Linked DNA regions of Homo sapiens: regions 2 and 3 are each linked to region 1. The links are chromatin loops, found by intact Hi-C in ENCODE. Cell type or tissue: dorsolateral prefrontal cortex. All regions are shown on one strand. Links, peaks and the distances in the headings refer to the core of each region. The heading gives the core; the rest is flanking DNA. Region 1 overlaps PDE8A (phosphodiesterase 8A). Region 2 has its middle 27 kb from the start of PDE8A. Region 3 overlaps PDE8A (phosphodiesterase 8A).

What was found. A loop is a pair of places that touch in the nucleus more often than their neighbours do. Peaks named below come from ENCODE experiments on the same cell type or tissue, not always from the same donor. Only the 100,000 strongest peaks of a DNase experiment are listed, where the experiment ranks them.
Region 2: a loop joins it to region 1, with 6 times the contacts of the local background. A loop is called at or near these places in 96 of 110 quality-filtered maps.
Region 3: a loop joins it to region 1, with 4 times the contacts of the local background. A loop is called at or near these places in 5 of 110 quality-filtered maps.

Annotation. Positions count from the first base shown.
Region 1 is chr15:85,042,515-85,047,514 of GRCh38, reverse strand. The region is part of intron 1 of PDE8A (phosphodiesterase 8A); the gene reads right to left. Among named protein-coding and RNA genes, the nearest start is that of PDE8A, 63 kb to the right of the region's middle. RefSeq lists enhancers at 161-330, 2,979-3,058. In dorsolateral prefrontal cortex, for the core only: a CTCF peak has its summit at 3,040 (motif pointing right); DNase peaks (open chromatin) are centred at 143 and 3,044; H3K4me3 peaks cover 526 bases; H3K27ac peaks cover 5,000 bases.
Region 2 is chr15:84,951,440-84,958,722 of GRCh38, reverse strand. It overlaps a transcript of SLC28A1 not described here. Among named protein-coding and RNA genes, the nearest start is that of PDE8A, 27 kb to the left of the region's middle. In dorsolateral prefrontal cortex, for the core only: CTCF peaks have their summits at 3,010 and 3,210; a DNase peak (open chromatin) is centred at 3,192; H3K4me3 peaks cover 815 bases; H3K27ac peaks cover 1,016 bases.
Region 3 is chr15:85,118,389-85,123,388 of GRCh38, reverse strand. It overlaps PDE8A (phosphodiesterase 8A), which reads right to left. Exons shown (of 22, transcript NM_002605.3): 18 at 2,375-2,592; 19 at 196-328. Among named protein-coding and RNA genes, the nearest start is that of PDE8A, 140 kb to the right of the region's middle. In dorsolateral prefrontal cortex, for the core only: a CTCF peak has its summit at 2,444; a DNase peak (open chromatin) is centred at 2,468; H3K27ac peaks cover 3,395 bases.

The DNA of each region.
Region 1 (5,000 bases), core at 1-5,000:
TTACTTAACTAGATTGCATTTAACCTTACATCCTGTCTACGGGGTATATCCGGCTCTCAGGACCTCTATGGAGCAGAGTCTCCTAACAGCCGGACAACTACTTGCCACTGCTCCCCCCAAAATAACCACCACCAGGAAATCTGATGACATTACTCAGTGAGCAGACGTCAGCAGTGGGCCCTCAAAGAGTAAACAACTTCCTGACTGCTCTAGAAAAGAGGACTGGAACTTCTGGAATTCTTGTATCCATCCTTTCTTTATGTATGGAAATCATAATCAAACTGACCTAAGGTTTCAGGTCACAGCCCTCTTAATAATAATTTATTTTTCACATTAATATTTACAAGGGAATAATCATTTCAAATAAATTTAAATAGCATAGCTTTGATTTTATCTTTCAGCTTTAAAAGCAACTGACATTTTTAAGCAATATAGAAACAAAAGTATGTTCAATAGCTGATATCAGTAATTATACACGTTCTTAATCTTTTATACTTTTAAATATTTGTGAATGTATTAAGATTATTTAAAAAGGTTATAATATTAGGATATCAGACAATATGATGGTGTTGATTTGCATTTTAATATTGAAAAGTAAAACTTTTTGTAAATATGGTTTACAGATATATGAAACAAATTATTAGAAGTTTTGATTTCGTTTGCCTAACTGATCTAACATCATTTAGATGTGGTATTAGAAGGCAAAGTTATTATGTTACAAATCTTGATTAGGGGTGGGTGAGAAAGAAAATAGATATATAATTCCAACCTCTGTAAAATTTCTACTCCCCTCTACCCTCCCTATCCCTTGCCTGCTTTGTTTTTATTTCTTAGCTCCCAATCACCATTTGGTATACTACATATTTTATTATCTATCTTCTTTTTTGTCTGTTTCTCCCACTGGAATACAGAGTTCTATAACAACAGGGATTTACCTGCTTTATTCATTACTATATTCCCAACACCCAAAACAGTGTCTAGTACATGGTATTCAAAAAATATTTTGGAATTAATGTGCAGTCAACAGCTAATCTTTTTAAACCAATCATTTATCTAGAAATTATACTCATACCAGCTTATTACATAAATATATGTATGTAATACAGGACTTGTAGTTTTCAGAGTAATTTCATAGGTACTTTATTCCATTAAGAAACAGAAAGAATGGCTGGGCGTGGTGCCTCACGCCTGTAATCCCAGCACTTTGGGAGGCCGAGGCGGGCAGATCACCTGAGGTCAGGAGCTCAAGACCAGCCTAGCCAACATAGTAAAACCCTGTCTCTACTAAAAATACAAAAATTAGCCAGGTGTGGTGGGTGCCTGTAATCCCAGCTACTCAGGAGGGATTGAACCTGGGAGGCAGAGATTGCACTGAGCTGAGACAGAGCCACTGTACTCCAGCCTGGGTGACAGGGCGAGACTCTGTCTTAAAAAAAAAAAAAAAAAAAAGAAACAGAAAGAAGAATCTTACGAAGAGCCTAAGTCCTAGGAACTACAAAACAATCATATGATCGATCTCTTTTTTTCCTTCATCCTTTTATTAGAAACAGAAAGTTATCCTGGGGTCAATTTACATTAATTGTATACAAAACCCAGGAACTGCAGTAAAGACATAAATCCAATTTTGGTCTGAACCATACTATCCCTTCAGGCTTTCCATGTACAACCAGTGACCATCTGTTTCTCTCTCTGGACAAAGAGAAATAATGTGATCAAAGGGACACAGCCTGGAAAGAGTCAGGAGATACCAGTTCTTAGGTGTGGAAGAGTCTAAATCCAGACACTTGTGGACCACCTATTACTGTAAGACAAGTGCAGTGCTAGATACTAGGAGTACAAAGAACCTAATCCTGTCCCTTGGGTAGCAGGAGAGGAAAATGCAAATAACAACATGGTCCAGTCAGTTTTAATAGAAAAAAGTATCTAACACGTAAATACTTTGGATCCAATCATATTTAAGTCCAATTTAGTTCTTACCTTATGAGCAAGGTAAGCTCATTAACTCCATTTTATTGATGAAGAAGCTGACACTCAGAGAAGTATGGTCAAATAGTTGGTAAGCAGTAGTTGCAGGAATGGGACCCAGTTCTGTCTGAATTTAATTCCTGTGATCTTTTCATGCTCTATTAGGAAAAGTCTAAAATAACCTGGCCGTAATCTGTATCTAGCTGGAAAAAGATCAAGAAACTGGAAAACAGCATTTATCCTTCTGACAGATCTTTACTGAACATCCACTATGTGCCAAATGGTCTCCTAGGCATTGAGGATTCAATAGACAGCAAGACAGACAATATCTCTGATTAACAACAGGGAAAGATGTGATGGAGAGTAACTGAATCAGAGTCAAGGAAGGCCCCTCTGAGGCAGCAATGCAGGAGGTGAGATCTGAATGACAGGAAGTAGCCAACCATGCAAGAGGTGGAGGAAGGAGTACCAGGCAGAGGAACAGCTAGTGCACAGGACCTACAGTGGAAATAAGGTGGGACACTGGAGGAAACAAAGAGGAAGAAGGTCAAGAGATGAGGTTACAGCTAAGCAGGGGCCATACAAAGAAGGTCATGAGATGAAGTTACAGCTAAGCAGGGGTCATACGATGCAGAGTTTTCTAAGGCAGGACAAGACATTTGAATTTTATTCTAAATTTCATGAAAAGCCGCTTAAAGGTTTTATACAAAGAAGTGACATAATCTGATTCTTCTTTCTAAAAAAGATGTCTTTGGCTGCCAATGGAGAATGAACTACGGGAGGATGAGAGTAGAGGCAAGGCCAATAAGGAAGCTTCTGCAGTAGTCCAAACAAGAGAAGATGGTGGCTTGGCCTGGGGCCGGCCACAGAGATAAACAGATTTAGGATGTGTTTTGGAGAGAGTGATCAGGACTTGCTGATGGACAGGACACTGATTCCATCACTAAGATCCACTGATTCCTAGACCAGAGTTCTGATTATCTGATTTGCAGTTTTCTATCATTGTGGCATGGAAATTTGGGGCTCTGCAAGGCATCTTAGTAGCAACTGATGTGCATCTGCTTGGTCCTTTCCAGATCCACCCACAAGATGGCACCAAGGTCTACTCTTGAGGCAAAGTTCTCAGCTGCTTTCCCTGGTTCTTCTCCCAGACTCTTTATCTGTCCCCCACTGTCATAGTCTCTTTCCTCCCCCTACCTGTTCCTGATTTTCCCATCAGTCGATTTAAACAGTAAATATTTACTGTGAACCTTGTGTATGTTACCCTGACTGATTGCAAATTCTAGTTATATACTGGGGTGAAATCATGCACATCCTTTTTTCCCAAACCCGTAGTGTTGGGCAAAAAATGATATCCAGATTAAATAAGCTATTTCAAGTAGTTACCACAATGCCTGACAATGAGTAAATGCCCAATAAATTCTAAATATCTACAGCAAATATTTTCCAAGAAGCTTTTGCTATGAAATTATAATTCTATAATGCACATACATATTACAAGGCATTTTTTTAAACTGTATTTTTCCAAAGCACTATTTCTTTCAGAACACACTGGCTGGGTGTGGTGCCTCACGCCTGTAATCCCAGCACTTTGGGAGGCCAAGGTGGGTGGATCACAAGGTCAGGAGTTCGAGACCAGCCTGGCCAATATGGTGAAACCCTGTCTCTACTAAAAATACCAAAAATTAGCTTGGCGTGGTGGTGGGCACCTGTAGTCCCAGCTACTCAGGAGGCTGAGGCAGGAGAATCACCTGAACCCGGGAGGCAGAGGTTGCAGTGTGCCAAGATCACACGACTGCACTCCAGCCTGGGCGACAGAGTAAGACCCTGCCTCAAAAAAACAAACAAACAAACAAACAAACAAACAAAAAACCATTAATTTCATGATACCTTGAAATACTGTACAAAGTAGGATCTAGTTCTTAAATATCGTATTAACGTATTAAATACAGGGGACAAATGTAAGTTTTCCCGAAATGTTAAAATTACCTTTGAAAGTAAAACTAGTAAGAATTAACCCATAGAAAAATGAGAATAGTCAACTATAGGAGAGATAACCCAATCCGAGATCTTCTTCAAACATGTCACTGAGATCTGAGGATCCTCAAATCCAATGTGGCAATCTGAGGTATAAAATCATGGAGGCCAGACTAGAATCTACCTCTTCCCTCCACCCTCCCAAAAGACAAAACTGATCACTTGCCTATTCATCTGTCAGAATGAAAAGGGGGGTCTACAGGCTGCCCCAGGGAGCAGGGAGCCAAAGGTTGAGAACTCAGTGCTATTTATTTAACTCCCTTCTAAAGAAAAACTGAATTCAGCAGGCATGGGTGATATGGATACCAAATCAATTGATTAACAAATTAGCAGCATGCCTCTCTCTCAGATGAATCTATTTCAGGAATATTTACATTTGTCAATCATGTTTCTGTAACACACTGTATATTCAGACAGAGAGCCTTGTCTGGAGGTTCTACAGCTGTTTGCCTGCATACCTGATCACTACTAGCATCCTGACTGCAAAGGCCAGCCTAGGTTTTATTGGGTTGGCTAATGAGCTTTAATGAGATTTAAGGAGATTACAATGAGAATGACAATCCACACAATCGAATTATCTAGAATCACCCACAGTTCCCATAACCCGTATTCTGGAGGTTAGACAGATATGGGGTTTGAACTGTGACCCTTTCTGAAAAACTGTGAGTTTCTTCACTTTGCTAAGCTTCACTTGGAAAATAGTGATTGTGAAGATTAAATGAGTAACAGATATGAAGCACTCTGTGCAGTACCCGCCACACAGTTAAGTGCTCCATAATGTATAGCCATTACTACTGGAAGTGGATGCACAACCATTCATAAAGCCCCTACTTTGGTTCTAGAACAAAGAAGGCATCCTTGACCAGGTAGGGAAGCTAAACATGCTATCTCTGTCATAGCTTTGGGTAGAAAGTGAGTTTTGAGACTGAAAGCTATCTGAAAAAAATCTGCAACAAAGAGTAAATTGTTAACCCCAGCCTCCTTCTTGTATTAAACCA
Region 2 (7,283 bases), core at 1,085-6,084, 90 kb after region 1:
AATTAACCAGGTTTGGTGGTGCCTTCCTGTAGTCCCAGCTATTTGGGAGGCTGAGGTGGGAGGATGGCTTGAGTCTGAGAGACCAAAGCTTCAGTAAGCTACGGTTGCACCACTGTACTCCAGGCTGGGTAATAGAATGAGACCCTGCCTCAAACAAACAAACAAACAAACAAAAAACTGTAAGAGGAAGTGATTTCCAAACCTAGATTATATTCCCTACTAAGCTATTAACCAAGTGTGATGGTAGAATAAAGACATTTTCAGATATGCAATTTTTCACAAAATTTGATCTCTTGTGTATACTTTCTCAGGTGTTCTACCAAAATGAGGGAATAACCCAAGAAAGAGAAAGACAAGGGTTCCAAAAATAGGACATCCACCCAAGAGAGGTGTAAGCAAGTCCCAGGGTGACAGCTGAGCAGCAGCAGGCCTGAAGAGAACCAGGTGGAATAAGATAACACAGGGTTCCAGAAGGAACATCTCGGGAAAAGAGGGAATCAGATATAGGACCTTATAGAAAATAGCTCTCAGAGCTTGCGGATTTATATATATAAACAATTTTCTCTGGATATAAGACCAATATACAAAAATCAAGTATATTTCTACAATGGGCAATCCAATGACAAAATGAAGAAAACAATTCTGTTTTCTTCAGAAATTCTAAGTACTTAGGAATAAATTTAATAAATGAAGTGCAAGACTTGTACAATGAAAACTACAAAACATTGTTGAAAGAAATTAAAGAAGATCTAAGCAAACGGAGAGGCATCCCATGTTCATGGATCAGAGGACTTAATATTTTAAACTGGATGTACCCCTCAAATTGATCTACATATTCAATGCAATCTCTATCAAAATCTCAGCTGGGTTTTTTGCAGAAATTGATGAGGTGATTTTAAAATTCATATGGAAATGCAAGGGAACTAGAATAGCTTAAACAATCTTTAAAAAGAATAACAAAGATGGAAGACTCATACTTCCTGATTCCAAACCTTCCTACAAAGCTACAGTAATCAAAATAGTGTGGTAGTGGCATGAGGATAGACTACAGATAAATGGAATAGAATTAAGAGCTCAAAAATAAACCCTCATATTATGGTCAATTGATTTTTGACAACGGTGCCAAAACAATTCAATCAGAGAGAATAGTGTTGTCGGCCAGGCATGGTGGCTCATGCCTGTAATCCCAGAAATTTGGGAGGCATAGATGGGTGGATCACTTGAGGCCAGGAGTTTGAGACCAGCCTGGCCAATGTGGCAAAATGCTGTCTTTACTAAAAATACAAAAATTAGCTGGGCGTGGTGGCGTTCGCCTGTACTCCCAGCCACTCAGGAGGCTGAGGCACAAGAATCGCTTGAACCCAGGAGGCAGAGGTTGCAGTGAGTGGAGACTGCGCCACTGCACTCCAGTCTGGGCAACAGAGTGAGACTCTGTCTCAAAAAACAAAACAAAACAAAACAAACAAACAAAAAACTACGTGCAAAAGAATGGAGTTGGGGAATGACTTCTCGGGTGATGACAATATTCTTAAATAGATTCTGGTGATGGGCTGTACAACTAAATATACTAAAAACCATTGAATTTTACACTATAGGGTAATTTTATAGTATATCATTATATGTCAATAAAGTTGTTTAAAAATTAAAAATAATTTTCTTAACAAATTTGGGAAGAAATAATGACAGTTAAAAAGAAATCTAAGCAACAAAAACAAAAAAACAAGGTATATGGATTTGAAAATGCATAAATTTTTCACATTTTAACATTTCTGATATGGAGATGCATCCTACAAACAATGGAGTGTCACAGTTTAGTTGGGAGTGTTCTTTCTTAGTGGTACATAAAAAATGGCACATCTTACTGTCTTAAATTAGAAGAATTATGGTGATATGTTCAGAAGGAACAAGATGTGCAAGAGGCCAGGTGCAGTAGCTCACGTCTGTAATCCCAGCACTTTGGGAGGCCATGGCAGGAAAATTGCTTGAGCTCAGAAGTTTGAAATCAGCCTTAGCAACACAGGAAGACCTTATCTCTATTAAAAAAAAAAAAAAAAAAGTAAAAATTAGTCAGGTGTGGTGGTGTGCGCCTGTAGTCCCAGCTACTCAGGAGGCTGAGGTGGGAGGATCTCTTGAGCCTGGGAGGTTGAGGCTGCAGTGAGCCATGATTGTGCCACTGCACTCCAGCCTGGGTGACAAAGTGAGACCCTGTCGAAAGAAAAAGGAAAGAGAAACAAAGAAAGAAAGAAAGAAAGAAGGAAAGAAAGAAAGAAAGAAAGAAAGGAAGGAAGGAAGAGAAAGAAGGAAGGAAGGAAGGAAGGGAGAGAGAAAAATGCGCAAGATAGGAAATGTAATGATAATATGCTCCATGGCTCACCAATGCACAAGTCTTATAGCCATAATCAGACAGAAACACATTAATGGAATACAGCTTTTTCTGAAAGTTGTATATTACCATGTTGGGAGGAGAAAGGGAGGACAAATGGAATATGGGGTGGTATGAAAGAGTTAATGCTTCATCTTCTGTAATGGGGAGTAAAAAGGCACTATCTAAAATCACTAATTTGAGAAAATAGCAGTATGGATGCATTACTTAGAAATATGGATGTAAGTAACAGAAATGACTGAAAGAGTTTGAAGGGGAGAAGTCAGGGATGGGGAGGGAATTACCGAAATGTTTTCCTGTTATTGTTGCTGATATAACTATGGTACCATTTGACTTTAAAAATCAAGTATCTGTTGTACTTTGATTTGAATGGAAGGGAAAAAGGAAATGTGGAGAGGGAAGGAGGAAGTTGGGGGTTCGCTGTGGATCCTATCCCTTGATCAGGAAGGCTGGGGTCAATGCCCCTACCTCAGGTCCAATGGGAGGGAAAATTGAGCCGCACCTAGGGGGCTGCATTACACAGAGAGTGACTCCTCCTGTCCACAACCCTGATAGGAGTGCAGTGGGATGGTAGAGCCTGCCAGGAGAATATGTTTTCAGATTCTATCCTCCTTCAGAGGCACCGACCTCCCCCACAAAAGGGAGAGGCTCCCAGCAGCAGCCAAAACGAAGCCCTCCTGGGGCTCTGTGCTCTGCAGCCTCGCAGCCAGGGATCCCAGCTGGGGTGGGGTCAGCCACAGTCCCGCTGAACCAAAGAAACCCAGTCTTCCACTGCTCCGTGAGGAACTGCTGTGGAGGCAGCCACCAATGCATCCACCCCACCTGGTGGAAGAAGGGAGACTGCAGCGCGAGTGTTCCAAGAGCTTCTGTATTGGGAAAAATCATGACTTTGCTACTTTACTGATGCAAAGCGTTCCTCAGTTTCATCTTCTTGTATTCCAGATGCTTCACGGTCAGACATCTTTGATTGCTGTTCTGAGGCTCTTCCAGTTATCTGTTGCTATGGAATAAACATCCCAAACCCGTTGCATAAAACCACTACCATCCATTATGCTCTCGGATTCACTGTCTCAGGAATTTAGATGGGCACCAAAGGGGATGGCTTGTCTCAGTTCCATGATGTCTGAGGCCTCAGTGGGGAAGATTCGAATGGCTGTGGGCTGGAACCACCCAGAGGCTTTTTCGCTCGTGTCTGGCACTTGGGCTATGATGACTTGCAGGCTGGGCTCAGCTGGGACAGTTGACCTGGTGCCTACATGTTACTCCTCCAGATGACTTGGGTTCCTCACAGCGTGGCAGCCACAGAGCAGGGAGAACTCTTTCTTTGTGGTGGGTCAGAGTGCTAAGAGTGAGTGTCCCAGCGAACAAGACCAAAACTGCCTGGGCTTTCATGACCCAGCCTCAGAAGTCACATGGCATCATTCCTACCATGCCGTCTTTCTCAAAGCAGTCACAAGCCTGCCCAGATTAACAGGGAGAGGACATAGATCTGACTGCTTCATGGGAGGAGTGTTAGAAAATTTGCAGCCATGTCATAAAAATACCACAATGACTCAGTATTATTAATTAAAATAAAAATAATGTAAAGTATTTTACACATATCATATACCTGTTTACTAGGCAGATCAATGAGGAAGCCAACGTGCTACAATGGTTAAGTATCTGGCATTAAAACCAAACAGAACTGGGTTCAAAACCTGGCTCAGCCGCTGAACTGTGTGCCCTTGAGCAAACCACTTCACTTCTCCACGTCTCAGTTGCCTTGTTGGTAAAATGGGGATAATAATATCTACCTCACATAGTTTGTTTGTTTTTAAGGATTACACGGACAGCATATGCAAATAACTTGTCTCACAATAAGCATTCAGAAAACGTTAGTCCCTTTTTCCCTAAATTATTTCAAGCGCTACATTTCCATTATTTCTATTATCTCAGATTTTTGAAGATATGCTATCATTTGAAATCTTTATAGATAAATGGAAAGAATGGTTGCTTTCATCAGGAAACAACACCCCCGATCTCGTGGGAAACTGCTCCTCCTTCCCTTTCTGTTCAAATAGGAGCTGCCAGCTTCTACCTCCCTGGTCACAGTGATTGCTTCAGGGGTGGGCAGAAGAGCCAGGCCACACTGATCACCCTATCCCATTTTCTAGGCCTCAACAATGGGTCTGGAGGAGGGCACACGTCCCTGACAGATCAATCACATTCTTGGAGGTTTGCTTTCTTTGCCACAACTAGCTATCAGGAAAACAAGCTAATATATGAACCCATGATTTTCTGATGGCCATGGTCCAGTCTTATGGAGAAATCCAATTCAGTAGAAGGAGGTCACAGTGCAGGAAGACACAAACACAACAAAAGCAGGAACTCAGCGGTAGGCAGAGCCCTAGAGTCATGAAGTCCCCAGGCCCAGCTGCCTGCAGCTACACCCTCATCCCTCCTGGTGCCCATACATTCCTCTTCTCCTAAGCTATTTGATTTGTTGTCTGTCATTTGCAACCAAAAGAATCCTAAGTAATATACCCCTCTGATTTATACATTTTTTACAAATGAGGTAAATCATTCATAAACTCCAGTACTTTCACTATTATATTTTTCTACTTTTCTTATTTATTTTTGAAACTGCATCTTGCTCTGTCACCCAGGCTGGAGTGCAGTGGTGTGATCACAGCTCACTGTAGCCTCACATTCCTGAGCTCAAGCAATCCTCCTGTCTCAGACTCCTAGGACTGCAGGTGCTTGTCACCATGCTGGGCTAATTTTTAAATTTTTAGTGGAGACAAGGTCTCGCTATCTTGCCCAGGCCGGTCTTGAACTCATGGGCTCAAAGCAATCTTCCAGCCTCAGTCTCCCAAAGTGCTGGGATTACAGGTGTGAGCCACCTGGCTCAGGCTTTCCACTGTTATAAAGGAATCAATTAATTACAGTGACACACCTCTAAGTGATAAAACCCACCAGCTGTTGAGAGCTCTTGACATGAACTTCCTGAGACTCCTAACAGTTTAAGTCATTGAAGATGATTCACCGAGTTACGGAACTTTTCAGAAGGAGGCCCTGTCTTTTCCATACCAGCCATTAGACTTTCTCACCTCTGGGTTCTGGGCCTACCTGGAGGACCCTGGTCCCAGACTGCAGCATCGGGCCACACTCTGGCTCAGAGCAGCTGACACTGAAATAATGACATGCCCCAGATCCAAAAAGGATTAGAGATTAGAAATATCTGCCCTCTGGGCACTGCCCAAGAAAAGATCCCTTGAAAGCTGTATGCTTTGATGGAGCTTATTTGTCTTCTAATTGATGCGATGGCATTGAAAAGAATAGTTTGGTAATATAAACAATGGACTCCTCTAAAAGTAGAAAAGAATCTTATTGAGGAAGGAAGTTTCAAGGGATAAAAGCAATCTTTTGTTTATAAAGTGAATTTTCTATCTTTAAATAACTTTTCTTTATACTTTATTATTAAAAATTTTTTTTATTTTTTGAGACGGGGTCTCACTCTGTTCTCCAGGCTGGAGTGCAGTGGCACGATCACAGCTCACTGCAGCCTCGACCTCCCAGGAGTGGCTGGGACTACAGACGTGCACCACGACACCTGGCTAATTTTTTTGTATTTTTTTGTAGAGACTTGGTTTCACCATGTTGCCCAGGCTGGTCTCAAACTCCCGGGCTCAAGCGATTCTCCTGCCTCGGCCTCCCAAAGTGCTGGGATTACAGGCGTAAGCCACCGTGCCCGGCGACTTTTCTGTTTTCTTGGAAAAAGAAAAACAGAAGTTTTGCTGGGATAAAAATGTGTCCTTTGTCAGTTGGGGCTGAGTGGAGGAAGTAACCTGCGTGGTGGCATCTCCAGCCTGGTCAGGCTCACTCATGGTCCGTCACTGAAGCACATGGAGTCATTGGATGCAAGGAATTTACTGACGTGTAGGAGAGTGTGTAGCAGCATTTCGTGTGTCCATCTGGTTGGCAGTCTTGATCTGTGGGTTACTGCCTTCTTACTTGTAGATGAGAAATGAGTCCCACCTTGGAAAGATAGGAAAGATGTCTGTATAGAGAGCAGATAGCCACACAGCCTGTGTGAGGATGAGAAAACTGCTCCAAGCAGTCCTTGTGGGATCATCTCTTCCTTGTTCTTTTTTGCTCTCAACATAATTTGCAGTGTTTGGCAGGTGGGAGGGGAGCAGGATGGGGACCTGAGAAGCCTGTCCTTCTTCTAGCTCCTGTTCTAGTTCCTTGCTGTTCTTCAAGGGGAGGGAACACGGATCTTAGTGGGTAGACTGGGCCACACTTACCAGTGGATCAGGTCACTGTGTGTTGAAAGGTTATACACAGCACATGGACCTCTGCCGACTCCTGCTTCTGTAAGCCTGAGGCTGGAAACTGCTGTGAGCCTCCCTTGCCTCGCCTTGCCTTCTGTCTCTGGTGTTTTCCCATCATGAAGCTAAATTGGAAAACTTTGCAGTTTGGCCATCTGGCTCTCTTTCCACTTCCCCTCGGATATGTATCAGGAGTCTCTCTTTTTTCTCTGAAGTCTTGGTGGCCAGTGGGAGGTATGTTTCAGATTTAGACTTTGTCAGAAGGAGCGGGCCCATTTAGGACTCCAGGTGAATGTACCAGCCCCATGTTACCAGAGAACCAGGAGTGCCAGGCAGGGATGATGGGCACTTTGTTAATAATAGCTTGTTCCCATTTGTTCATCAGGATCCCCGCAGGAAAGAGGCAAATCTGCTCCTTCTTGCCACCTATCTTATTCTTCCTGTCTACTAGCAGGCTCATATAAGAGATCCCAAATAATAACATAAAGGAGATAGAAACTTATTCCCCTCTCACATAAAGTTTGTGCTGTCGTGGCAGTCTTGCTCTGCAAAGACATCAGGACCCCAGACTCCTTCTTTTTTTTTTTTTT
Region 3 (5,000 bases), core at 1-5,000, 76 kb before region 1:
TTTGTGTGTGTGTGTGTGTGTGTGTGTGTGTGTGTGTGTGTGTGTGTGTGTATCCCATTAGTTCTGTCCCTGTAAGAGTCTAATAGACTCACTGAGGGAACCCTTCTGTGGCTGATATCATAGCCCATGTGTCTCCATAACACAACAGTACAAGGACCCCAAACACAGGTTCTCTTTGCAATAAGTTTCCCTTACCCCATTTTCTTCTAGTGTTGCCAAGGGTTTGTTGATGCTGTTGACAAATTTGTTGACATGCTCAAAGTGCTTTGTCATTTCTGTGGCTAAGACCATGTCGATAATCCCCTGGCGCAGTGTCCGATAATCATTCCTGTTTTCGATGACAAATTAGAGGCTGCTACAAATTACTGATCCAGACCAGACAGGTACTCCTGAAAACAATCTGTTATCCAGGTATGTGTCCTCTGCAGCTATAAATCTAATGCCACTGAAAGCCACAAGGCACATTTTAAAAAGACATGGAAGTTAGGGGTTAGTGCCTAGATCGTTAGCAAGGAGAACCTCAAAAGAAGTTAAAACCAAAAGCTATAGGCAAAACTTATAGTTGCAGTGTTTATCTTGTCAATGAAGATAGAAATCTGTGGTTAGAAAGAATATACCCCACATGGAGGTGTCTTGAGGCCCAACCATTTTAGTGCCCATAGAATGTGAGGACCGATCTTCTGAAAGCTGCGAAATCATAGGGAGTACTTGATACCTCCACCTCTAACCCTTGCTTTTATTTTAGTACTTTAAAAAATTCATTTCTTGAAGGGGTAATCCATGTAATTCAAAATTTGAAGGGGTATGAATATGAAACAAAGTCTCTATTCAATCCCTTTTCTGCAGTTGAGTAGAAAACTTTCTCTGGAAAGTTAATAGGGTCTCATGTAGTTTTCCATTGATAACTGATGTAACTATAAGCAAATATGAATAGAAACTACTTTAACTCCACCTCTGAAATCCTAGAACATGGCAGAAAGGAGTTTTACAAAATCAAAAATCCTCTTCTTTAAAAATCCATATTAATAAGTATTCTTCATGACACAATGTTTTTTCTTTCTTCAACTGATATTCACTAAGTTCCTAGTATGTACCAAGCACTGTGGCACTGAGGACACAGTGACATATGACCCTTGTGACCTTACAGAGCTTAAGAATCTAATCAGACATTACACAAATCATTAAAAATAATTATTAAATAAGAAATGTGATACGTGCTACGAAGAAATCTGGGATTGAATAATTAGAGGGTTAAACTTAGCATGAGAGATCAGGGAAGGCTTCCCCAAGGAAGTGACATGTAAACAGAGACAATGCCAAGGAGATGTATGCTGAGCACAGGAGGGCAGAGTGGAGTGCTTCAGGGAGAGAGATAGATGACTGCTTCTTTGAGTCTCTAAGAGCTCAAGATATCAGCATTATACTTCACCTTGAAACATCCAGACACAAAGCGGCTGAATCTTAAAAACATTGTGCTAAGTGAAAAAAGCTAGTTACAAAAGATCACATATTGTGTATGATTCCATTTACATAAAATGTCCAGAAATGGCAAATCTATAGAGACAGAAAGTAGATCACAGTAGTTGTCTAGGACTAGGGGAGTTGAGGGGGAATGGAAAGGAACTGCTCATAAATTTGAGGTTCTATCGAAGGGGTAATATTCTAAAATTGAATATACTATGAGTTGCACAACTCTATGAATATACTAAAACCACTATGAATATACTAAAAACCACTGTACATGTTATTATTATTTTGAGACAGGGTCTCGCTCTAGTATGTACCAAGCACTGTGGCACTGAGGGCACCGAGGGCACAGTGACATATGACCCTTGTGACCTTACAGAGCTTAAGAATCTAATCAGACATTACGCAAATAATTAAAAAGTAATTATTAAATAAGAAATGTGATACGTGCTATGAAGAAATCTGGGATTGAATAATTAGAGGGTTTAACTTAGCATGAGAGATCAGGGAAGGCTCTGTTGCTCAAGCTGGAGTGCAGTGGTGTGATCACGGTTCACTGCAGCCGCAGCCTCAGCCTCCTGGGCTCAAGCAATCCTCCCACCTTAGCCTCCCGAGTAGCTGGGACTACAGACACAACCACCGAGCCTGGCTAATTTTTTTTTTCCTTTTGTAGAGACAGGGTCTCCCTACGTTGCCCAGGCTGGTCTCAAACTCCTGGGCTCAAGTGATTTCTCCTGTCTCAGCCTCCCAAAGTGCTGGGATTATAGGCATGAGCCACTATGTCCGGCCCACTGTATACTTTGTGCACTTTAAATGGGTGAACTGTATAAGATGTGAATTATATCTCAATATAGCTGTTTAAAAAAGAAAGAGAGGGATCAACACACTTCCCAATCATTGTTCTTACCTCTCCATGTTTTTAAATATATTGCATTTATCATCTCCAGTGGTCAGCTGGAAGGCCAAGGCCGCATGGTGGCTCTCCAGCACAGCAGTGTCATTGTACAAAATGGCCAGCTCACTTCCAGCATTACACAGGAAGGAGTTGGTTCTCCCAGGGTGATCCACATCATGAATGGTGGCTGCGATGAGTGCAGCGACCTCATCAATTGGATCTAAAGTTTCCTGAAAACAAGAGAGCTTTTAAAAACTGGGGTATGACACTGAAGGCAAGGAAGCCTTCTGTATAGTTTTCTTTCTCCCCTATTACTTTCAGGTAAGAATATTTCAGATTTCTAAGAAAAGCATACTACGTGAGCAAATCTAGTTTTCCTATCTCCACCCTGAAACAGTTATATTTCTGCATATTTGTTAGTCTCACACAAGTTAAGGACTTACCAAAATACAGGTGTTCTCAACAGATAGGAGTCACCTCCTCAGCCAGTCTTTCTCTAGACCCATCACCAAAAAAGTCCTTAGTCTGAGATATTGACTTAGACCAGCATAAACTAATATTAATAAAGGAGAGAAACAATTTTAAATAAAATTTAAAATAGGCACCACTTACATTAACTGGGAATTGATTTAGTTTTCTTCCCCCTTTTAGTGCTATCTTTGTCAGGTTGATGTCAGAGTTTTGTGAGTTTGACAAAATGATCTGGAAGTTTTCCATCTTTTTCAAGACTCTGAAAAGTTTTATGTAACATGGAAAAATTCCTTAAAGGGCTAAAGAATTCACCTGTCCATCTGGGTCAGGAGCCAACTTTTGAAGAAATTAAATAATAATTTAAAAATTACTAAAATTACTTCCATGTTATTGGCCTCTTTTGTTTTTTTTTTTTGTTTTTTTACTTCTTACATCAATTTAATTTAAAACATTCCATTAAAACTATTTTAAAGCTTTTGATTTAGTACATATGTGTGCAGTACTTCTATTTTCTGCTGTAAATTTGTATATTTTTGTGTCTTTATATCTTAACTAGTTTGGCTAGAACTTCACCTATTTTCTTGGTTATTTCCAAGAGCCACACTGGATTATCATTTTGCTTTTCCCATGTTTTTTTTCTTCCCTTTTAAAAGTAATTAAGGCATTTAAAACATAAACCTTTAACTATATAATTGGCTTCATTCTATAGGTTTTGACAGATAAGCTTCTCATTTTTGTTATTTTCTAACTAATGTCATTTTTGGTTTTATTTCTTTGTTGATTCCCAAATTATTCAGAATATTTTCTCATTTGTTGTAGCTGATATTTTAAATTTAACCATTAGTTATTCTATTTTGTTGTGTTGTGGTTAGAAAATATAGCCTATGAAGTTTAGAAGTTCAACACATTATGTCCCAGTATAAGATCATTTTTGGAAATACCCTACAGACTCTTGAGATGTATAGCTAATAAATCAGCCTTGCAAATTTATTTAAATTGATTTAAATTAAAATTCAATAATTTAAATTTTAAGTGCGCAAATAGTATGGTATGTGAATTACATTTCAATAAATGTTTTTTTTTTTTTGAGACGAGAGTCTTGCTCTGTCACCCAGGCTGCAATGCAATAGCATGATCTTGGCTCACTGCAACCTCCACCTCCTGGGTTCAAGTGATTCTCCTGCCTCAGCCTCTCAAGTAGCTGGATTATAGGCCTGCACCACCATGCCCAGCTAATTTTTCTATTTTTAGTAGAGATGGTGTTTCACCATGTTGGCTAGGCTGGTCTCGAATTCCTGATCCATCTGCCTTGGTATCCCAAAGTACTGGGATTACAGGTGTGAGCCACCATGACATTTCAATAAATGCTCTAATAAACTGTTTTCAGTTAGCTCTCTAAATATATATTTGTATGTTGTCTATAGAGTAGTTTAAAAGCAATACAGCAAAAATTGGGTTCTTTATATGCTGAGCCATATTGACACAGATGTCCCTCTGTTGTTACTTGTTTTCATAATTTAGAAAACAGTCCCCTTCTCTGGACACCCTATTTTACCTACAGTCTGATTTGATTTTTTCTGGAAAAAAACAAAAAACAAAAACAGAAATAAGAACCAGAGGGAGCACGGAAAGTTCTGAGAAGGTTTACCCTTCAAGGTGAGGAATGAACACTTGTTCACTCCCTGTGTGTGCCAGATGTCATCTTCTGCTTTGCTCTCTGCCAAATGCTAGTCCCGTGATACAGAGGAGGAAATGCAGCCAGGAGCCACTTGCCCTGGCCCTGCATGACTGCAGTCATCTTAGGCCCCAGTCAAGGGAGCAACAGGTCAAGGGCAGAAGCTTCAGAAACTAAAGTGGTTTGGCATGGCCCAAAAGTGGCCTGTGACTGGGACAAAGGAGAAGAAATGATGAGAGGAGCTCATTGTTGAGGTGAGTGTGGAGAGCTGTAGAGTTTAAAGTTTAAATCCTGAGGGAGGTGGGAAGCTGCTCCTGGGAATGACAATATCAGGTATGCTGTTTCAGAAAGATCACATTGGCAGTAGGGTAAGGGCATTCCATGGGAGGCAGGGCAGGCAAGAATTCTAGTTTGGAACTGCCCAGATGCGAAAGGATTGCGGGGGGCCTCACTGGGACAGCAGCAGGAGATGAATCTGAGAACATTTAGGTG